Regions from separate parts of the Homo sapiens genome. Here region 2 is linked to region 1. A link is an interaction called in ENCODE POLR2A ChIA-PET data of the cell type or tissue named here. Cell type or tissue: Caco-2. All regions are shown on one strand.

Region 1 (4,000 bases):
CCTGGACGATATAGTGAGACCCCATCTCTACCAAAAAATTAGTAAATAAATAAGAAATAATATGAATTAATCAGAGTTAAAAACCTTCTAATTAGCATATTTAGGACGAGGCATAAATTAATTTTTTTTTTTTTTTTTTTTTTTTTGAGACGGAGTCTCGCTGTCTCCCACACTGGAGTGCAGTGACGTCATATGGGCTCACTGCAAGCTCCGCCCCCTGGGTTCACGCCATTCTCCTGCCTCAGCCTCTCGAGTATCTGGGACTACAGGCACCCGCCATCACGCCTGGCTAATTTTTTTTTGTATTTTTAGTAGAGACGGGATTTCACCGTGTTCGCCAGGATGGTCTCAGTCTCCTGATCTCATGATCTGCCCTCAGCCTCCCAAAGTGCTGGGATTACAGGTGTGAGCCACCGCGCCTGGCCTATAAATTAATTTTTATCTTTAAAATTGAGCAAGGGGAGTAGATAGTATTAATTGAAGAGAGAGATAGGGAAGAGTTACCTATTTGTAACATTTGTATTTAGAGTGGCCAAAGGTGACACAAATTGCAACTGAAGTAAAGAGAGAAAAAGAGAGACAGAGACAGGGACAGGAATCATAAAGAGCTTAGCATTGTGACCCAGAAGAGTTTTCTTTTCCTTTTTTTTTCTTTTTCTTTTTTTTTTTTTTTGTTGTGATGGAATCTCACTCTTTCGCCCAGGCTGGAGTGCAGTGACACGATCTTGGCTCACTGCAACCTCCACCTCCCAGATTCAAGCGATTCTCTTGCCTCAGCCTCCTGAGTAGCTGGGATTACAGGCGCATGCCACCATGCCCGGCTAATTTTTGTTTTTTTCCGTAGAGATGGGGTTTCGCCATGTTGGCCAGGCTGGTCTCGAACTCCTGACCTCAAGTGATCGCCTGCCTCAGCTTCCCAAAGTGCTGCGATTACAGGCATGAGCCACTGCACTCGGCCATTTTTTTTTTTTTTTTTTTCACAAATCCACTTTTATTGACTTTTCGTTAGTTTAAATCCTTGAGGGGTACAGCATCACTCCGATTCTGTGTCCAATAGCCTTAGCAGGAAGATTGTTTAGGAATTTGGCATGAACCATGCTACTGTTCCCGTGGGCCTGAGTTACCTTTCCCCAGATTACTCTGGTTTTGTTTGGTTTGCCTCCAGGAGTCACCGTCTGGTTCTTTGCTTTGTATACATAGCACATCTCTTGCCCAAATAGAATTCTGTTTCATCTTGAGCATAAACACCTTCAAATTTTTTTTTCTTTTTCTTTCTTTTTTTTTTTTTTTGAGACAGAGTCTCATACTGTTGCCCAGGGTGGTATGCAGTGATGCGATCTTGGGCTTGCTGAAACTTCCACCTCTTGGGTTCAAGCGATTCTCCTGCCTCAGCCTCCTGAGTAGCTAGGATTACAGGTGCCTGTCACCACACTCGGCTACTTTTTTGTGTTTTTAGTAGAGACAGGGTTTCAGTATGTTGGCCAGGCTGATCTGGAACTCCTGACCTCAAGTGATCCACCCGCCTCGGCTTCCCAAAGTGCTGGGATTACAGGCATGGGCCACTGCACCCAGCCATTTCTTTTTTTTTTTTTTTCCTTTTTAACAAATCCACTTTTATTTATTGACTTTTCATTAGTTTAAATCCTTGAGGGGTATAGCATCACTCAGATTCTGTGTCTAATACCTTTAGCAGGAAGATTGTTTAGGAATTTGGCATGAACCATGCTACTGTTCCCATGGGGCCCGAGTTACCTTTCCCCAGATTACTCTGGTTTTGTTTGGTTTGCTGCCAGGAGTCATGGTCGTTCTTTGCTTTGTATACATAAGCACATCTCTTGCCCACATAGAATTCTGTTTCATCTTGAGCATAAACAGTTTCACTTTTTTTTTTTTTTTTTTGAGATAGAGTCTCGCCCTGTTGCCTGGGCTGGTATGCAATGACGTAATCTCGGCTCGCTGCAACCTCCACCTTCCGGATTCAAGCAATTCTGCCTCAGCTTCCTGAGTAGCTAGGACTACAGGTGCCTGCCATGATGCTCGGCTCATTTTTTTGTATTTTTAGTAGAGACGGGGTTTCACTATGTTGGCCAGGATGGTCTCAAACTGACCTCATGATCCGCCCACCTCAGCCTCCCAGAGTGCTGGGATTGCAGATGTGAGCCACCATGCCCAGCTAACACCTTCAATTTTAAGAAGAGCTGTGTGTTCTGGAGACATTGCTCATAGCCAGCAAAAATGGCCTTGGACCACAGCCTTCCAGCCATATTTCCTTTTAGAAGTCCTGCTCCCAGCAGGCCTCCATAGGATCCAAGATGATGGGAAGAGCTATTTTTCTTAGTAAGTTGAGAAAATGACTCGGTGCTTTTTGTTTTATACTGTGACTGGCCACTAAATTAGTAGAATGATAGAATTTTGGAGTCTGTAAGATTTTTAGATGTCACGTAATGCTCCTTCCCAAGCAGTATAGTAGTCCTCTCTATGCTTCTGCTGTTACTATCACTACTGTTACTATTAATAATATGGGTGATTTTTTTAAAACAGACTGCATAGTACTTTATCTTATTAATCAATATCCTCAGTAGGAGGTTATGCAAACTTGACAGACCCCTCACTTGCCCCTATGATACTTCTGTGCAAATTAGAGAAGGGCACCCCTACTTGACTTAAAAAAAAAAGTACAAAATTATTTATTCCTCATTAATAAAAATGGTAACAAATTAGATTTGTTACAACCAGTGAATTTTGCTGTAACCAACAGAATAGCAATGACTGTATTAGTTGTCATAAGTGTCTATATGTCATAATGAAAATAGTTGTAGGGGACTGGGCGCGGTGACTCACGCCTATAATCCCAGCACTTTGGGAGGCCAAGGCGGGTGGATCACCTGAGGTCAGGAGTTCAAGACCAGCCTGGCCGATGTGGTGAAACTCCATCTCTACTAAAAGTACAAAAAATTAGCTGGGCCTGGTTGTGGGCGCCTGTAATCCCAGCTGCAGGCTGAGGCAGGAGAATCGCTTGAACCCGAGAGGCAGAGGTTACAGTGATTTGAGAACGTGCCATTGCACTCAGGCCTTGCGCGACAAGAGTGAAACTGCATCTCAAAAAAAGGGAAAAAGGAGAAAATAGTTGTAGCTTTAAACAAATGGCAGCTGATGTAAATTGCATTATGTAACATCAGACTTAGCCTGTGCCCTAATATTGAAAGGTAATAAAAGATGTTCCTTTAAGATAATCTGTGGCCGGGTGCGGTGGCTCACGCCCGTTAATTGCAGCACTTTGGGATGCCAGGGCGGGCAGATCACGAGGTCAGGAGTTAGAGACCAGCCTGACCAACATGGTGAAACCCCGTCTCTACTAACAGTACAAAAATTAGCTGGGCATGATGGTGCGCGCCTGTAATCCCAGCTACTCAGGAGGTTGAGGTAAGAGAATCCCTTGAACCGAGGGAGGCGGAGGTTGCACTGAGCCAAGATTGCGCCACTGCACTCCAGCCTGGGTAACAGAGCAAGACTCCATCTCAAAAAAAAAAAAAAAATAGGTAATCTGTATATTAGACTGAAAAACTGCTGTTTAGAAGCACAGGCGATTTTAATAGATTTTGTTAGCTCAATAAGGAACCTTTGATTATTGAACTCATTTCTTCTTTGTAAGTCAAAGAAGAACAATACATTTATTATTCTTGTTAGAACATGACATTTTCTTTGGCTGTCTGAAAGTTGTTGTACTATCCTGATTTTATTAGAACAAGATATGTATTGCCATGTAGTATAATAGAAAACTGATATAATCATCATTTCCTTCTGATATCAGCATAGTTAAACTAATGACATACAATTTTAAAGCGATAAAGATTGCTAGGCTGTGAGTGGTGCCTCTTCCGATGCATTGCCCTAAGGCAGAGCACAACTTGAACAACCGATTTTTGTGACCCTAATGATAGGAGGGTTCCTAAAATCATAACTCCAACCTCATGAGCTGGTCCATTCCATTTCTGAATGA
Region 2 (4,000 bases), 100 kb after region 1:
ATTTTTTAAAATCTAAGGTGTCACTTCAGGGGAGATGGCTGGTGAAGCAAACTGAAGTCAGAATGAAAAAAAGTTAAAAAAAAAGTTAATTAAAAAAAATCCCTTCTAAGGAATTTAGTGAGCCCAGAAATAATTTAGCAATGTCAAGTTCATCTCAGCATCTTCAGAAAATTTACTTTCTGCCATGTGTTTGTTGTCTCTTATTTTAAAATTTTCTCAAATGATATTACAGCGACAACAACGAACATTTTTATTTTAAAAAAGAGAAAAAAAAATCGCCTACCACCACCACCCATTATCAAAGCAGTTGTCTCTGTTCTTTTTTTTTTTTTGAAACAGAGTCTCACTTCATCGCCCAGGCTGGAGTACAGTGGCACAATCTCAGCTCACTGCAATCTCCACTTCTCGGGTTCAAGCAATTCTCTTGCTTCAGCCTCCTGAGTAGCCGAGATTACAGGGGTGCACTACCACGCCTGGCTAACTTTTGTATTTTTAGTAGAGATGGGGTTTCACCATGTTGGCCAGGCTGGTCTCCAGCTCTGACCTCAAGTGATTCACCTGCCTTGGCCTCCCAAAGTTCTAGGATTACAGGTGTGAGCCACTGCACCTGGCCTCTGTTCTTTTTTGAGTAACTGAGTGCCCTCGATAAATGAAGGATTTACATTCTTGGAAACCTAGGCTCCAATGCTCTCATGGTTCCTTGAAACACTCCCTGATACCTTCTTGTTGGCGTGTCTGACTTCATCTTCTGAATTATTATCACTGGATATCCTTGGGAAGACACCTCATACTGAGGCTGAGACCTTGGTTGGTCATAGGACAATTTTTCCTTCTCATAGGATTATTAGAATGTGGCCACAAAGTCCACCAGGGTCCCAGTGAGACAGGCTCAGTGATCTCAGCAAGTGAAAAGGGCATGTGTTTCCAAAGCCATCACTTAAAGCTCCTTCTGGATGGCATGCTTGCTGGCTCTGTGTGGTTCTGCGGAAATCAGAAGTTGTCCTTCATGGTCTCAAATGAGATTTAAACAGTTTTAATTGGCTGTCCCCAGAGACTCACCATCCCTGCCCCGAGGTCCCAGCCTGTGGTGCCTGGAGAGGTTCAGCTACCCTGCAAGCAAGCCCTCTGCTGTCCTCTCCCATCACTGCATGAGCCACACAAGCTCAGGACCCAGGCTGTTTGGGCAATTAATGCAGCTCACTCTTCAGAGCACTGCATTTGATGGGAAATAAAGGGAGAATAAAACCCTTCAGATAATCTTTGTTTCCAGATGTCCTGATATTTTTATCTCATTGTGCTAAAAAGGAAAGAAAATATGCATTTGCATTAAGAAGGGGAGAATCCCTAATTTTGGCCCATCCTTACAACAAACATAATTTTTATTTGTATCCCCACCTTTTAGAACAATACCTAAGCAGTCAGTAAATGTTTGTTGAGTCTGCTTTTAGGAAGATCAGTGTCTACACCATCTGGGATGGATGTGAGAAAACCATCCTTCCAATTGTCTCTTCTGTTGGTAATAAGACTTTCGTAACAACAAACAATGGGGATATATTTGTGGGGGAGGAGTGTTACTTTTGTTCTTTACCTTTTCTTGATATTCCCTAACTCAGCGTCTTTTTCCACAAAACGTGGGTGTCATTTTTCCCACAAAAAGGCTTAGGGCATGGCCAGGTGCAGTGGCTCACGCCTGTAATCTCAGCACTTTGGGAGGCTGAGGTGGGCAGATCACCTGAGATCGGGAGTTCGAGACCAGCCTGACCCACATGGAGAAACCCCGTCTCTAATAATAATACAAAATTAGCTGGGCGTGGTGGTGCGTGCCTGTAATCCCAGCTTCTTGGGAGGCTGAGGCAGGAGAATGGCTTGAACCTGGGAGACGGAGGTTGCAGTGAGCCGAGATCGGGCCTTTGCACTCCAGCCTGGGCAACAAGAGTGAAACTCCATCTCAAAAAAAAAAAAAAAAAAAAAAAAAAAAAAAAAAAAGCTAAGGGCTAGTGCTCATAGATTTTCACTAAGGAAATTCCTGTAACTTCTGGAGAGACATGATTTGGGAATATCTGGTCTCCTCCAATTGACAAATGCTCCTAGGTAAGACAATGTGAAAGACAAAAAAGGTTGAAAAGAAAGCATACTCCTTGCCCTTAAGGAGTGTGTAATCTCACTGAGATAAGATGGGAAAAATGAAAACAGAGTTCCAAAATCAAGAGCTAATGTTTACAGAATACTTGTCAGAGGCCACACATTCCTAAACACTCTATTATCTCATATAATCCTCACAACAAACCAAAGGGCTAAATACCATTATCATCATTTTTCCCATCTGGCGTTGAGAATGTCAAGGCAAAAACATATGATTAGTAACTTGCCCAAGGCCACAGAGCCAGCAAGGAAGCTGAGCTGGGATTCGAACCTACATGATGTGACTGTGACTTCAGAGCCTGTCCTCTCAGCCCTAACTACAGCACACAAGTCCGTGTGTATATTTTGGAGGGAGAATCAGGTGGTGCTGGCTCCAAGGTCTGGAAGGTTCTAGAGGGCAGGAGTCGGTGAGGGCTGGGATTCTCAGAGAAGGGCTTCTTTAGCTCCCTGTGCCTCATTTGCTAGGCTAAGCCAGGAAGGGTTTGCCCCATTTCTGGAACTCTGCAAAGACGCCTGAGAAGAGATTTCCCAGTCATTTCTGTGTTACCAGAGAGAAATGTGATTTATGGGCACACTTGTCTAACTTTCCCAAGGCATAGGCAGTAGGATGTCAGGCTGGGCTTTGGCCCTGAGCTGAGGTTTGGTAAAGCCTGAAGGAGAGCCAAGATAGCATCTGGATTGTCTCTGTCACCACACCTAGTGTCACCTCACCCCTCGGTCACTGGCCAGATGAAATTGCTGCCTCCTATGTAATAGACAACATTTTTTTTCAAGAGTTTTGGTCAGGGAACTCAGGTTCATATTACCTATATGAATCTTGGAAAAATCTGAAGCCCCTTCCCCTGGCTTTAGGATCCTAGTATGTAAGAGCTGAAGATCTTGAAGCCATAAGAGCTTCAAGACCACCCAATTTAATCCTCTGAGGGGAAGTGGCATGCTGAAGGTCATCACCCATGGGGCTTGGCCACAGAGTCAGACCTAAGTCCACCACTGGGAGAGGGTACCATGTCTTGGTAGCTGGTTCAAGAGGTTGGTTTGCTTGACTTGCTTTCCAGACTATGTTTCACTAATTTTCAACAAATATTTATTAGGCTTTCCATGTGCCTCATTCTGTCCTTATGGAGCTTATATTCTAGGGAGATGGCAGGTAAAACAAGATACTCATATACAAAACAAAAACCAAGAAAACAGACGAATAAAATATACACCATAAAGGAAGCAGAGATAGATGATGGGAGACCTACTTTGGATAAAGTGTTTTCCATTCCATGCCCTCCTACCTGGCTGGGGGACCTTGGCTATGAAGTTCATCCAAACCCAACATGCTGCTTGTCTCTTACCCCTGGAGCATGCATCATTGTGAGGTGCTTAGCTTTGGGGTGGGTCTTATATACCTGGGGCACATGGAAGGGATGGTGCTGGGGATGCACCAGCCAAATGTGTATTTTTCCATATATGGGAGGCTACAGTCTTGGATGGTGGCTGCCTGGCCTCAAGCTTAGGGGTGCAGTTGATTTTGTCCTTCTGAGAGAATCCAGCTATCAAAGCACTAAAGCATGGACACACACTCCATGGGGAAGGGTATTGATTACTCTCAAAATCCCCAGGGCTGGCAGGACAAGAGCAAGCAAGGCAAAATGATGACACAGCAGAGCTTGGCATTGCTGCCCCTTATACCCTTTGTGGGCTTGCAGAGAACCCACGGCCTGCATTCACTTCTCACTCACCCACCCTGTTGATCCCTCCCTCCGTCATTCACTTACATACTTATTTCTTTATTAAATTCCTCATTATTATAAGAATTCCCTCACACACTCATTCACATCTTCTTTCTTTCATCAGATTCCTCCATCACTTA

Evidence for each region. Peaks named below come from ENCODE experiments on the same cell type or tissue, not always from the same donor. Only the 100,000 strongest peaks of a DNase experiment are listed, where the experiment ranks them.
Region 2: POLR2A ChIA-PET joins it to region 1 with 8 read pairs; 1 of 35 experiments calls an interaction of 5 or more read pairs at or near these places.

What each region holds. Positions count from the first base shown.
Region 1 is chr5:146,136,019-146,140,018 of GRCh38, reverse strand. The region is part of intron 21 of LARS1 (leucyl-tRNA synthetase 1); the gene reads left to right. It also overlaps the pseudogene RPL35AP16 and the pseudogene RPL35AP17. Among named protein-coding and RNA genes, the nearest start is that of PLAC8L1, 32 kb to the right of the region's middle. In Caco-2, no CTCF peak of the experiment used is centred here; a DNase peak (open chromatin) is centred at 1,938.
Region 2 is chr5:146,031,438-146,035,437 of GRCh38, reverse strand. All of the region lies in intron 5 of SH3RF2 (SH3 domain containing ring finger 2), which reads right to left. The region is part of intron 1 of LOC107986458 (a long non-coding RNA gene); the gene reads left to right. Among named protein-coding and RNA genes, the nearest start is that of PLAC8L1, 72 kb to the left of the region's middle. In Caco-2, no CTCF peak of the experiment used is centred here; a DNase peak (open chromatin) is centred at 2,435.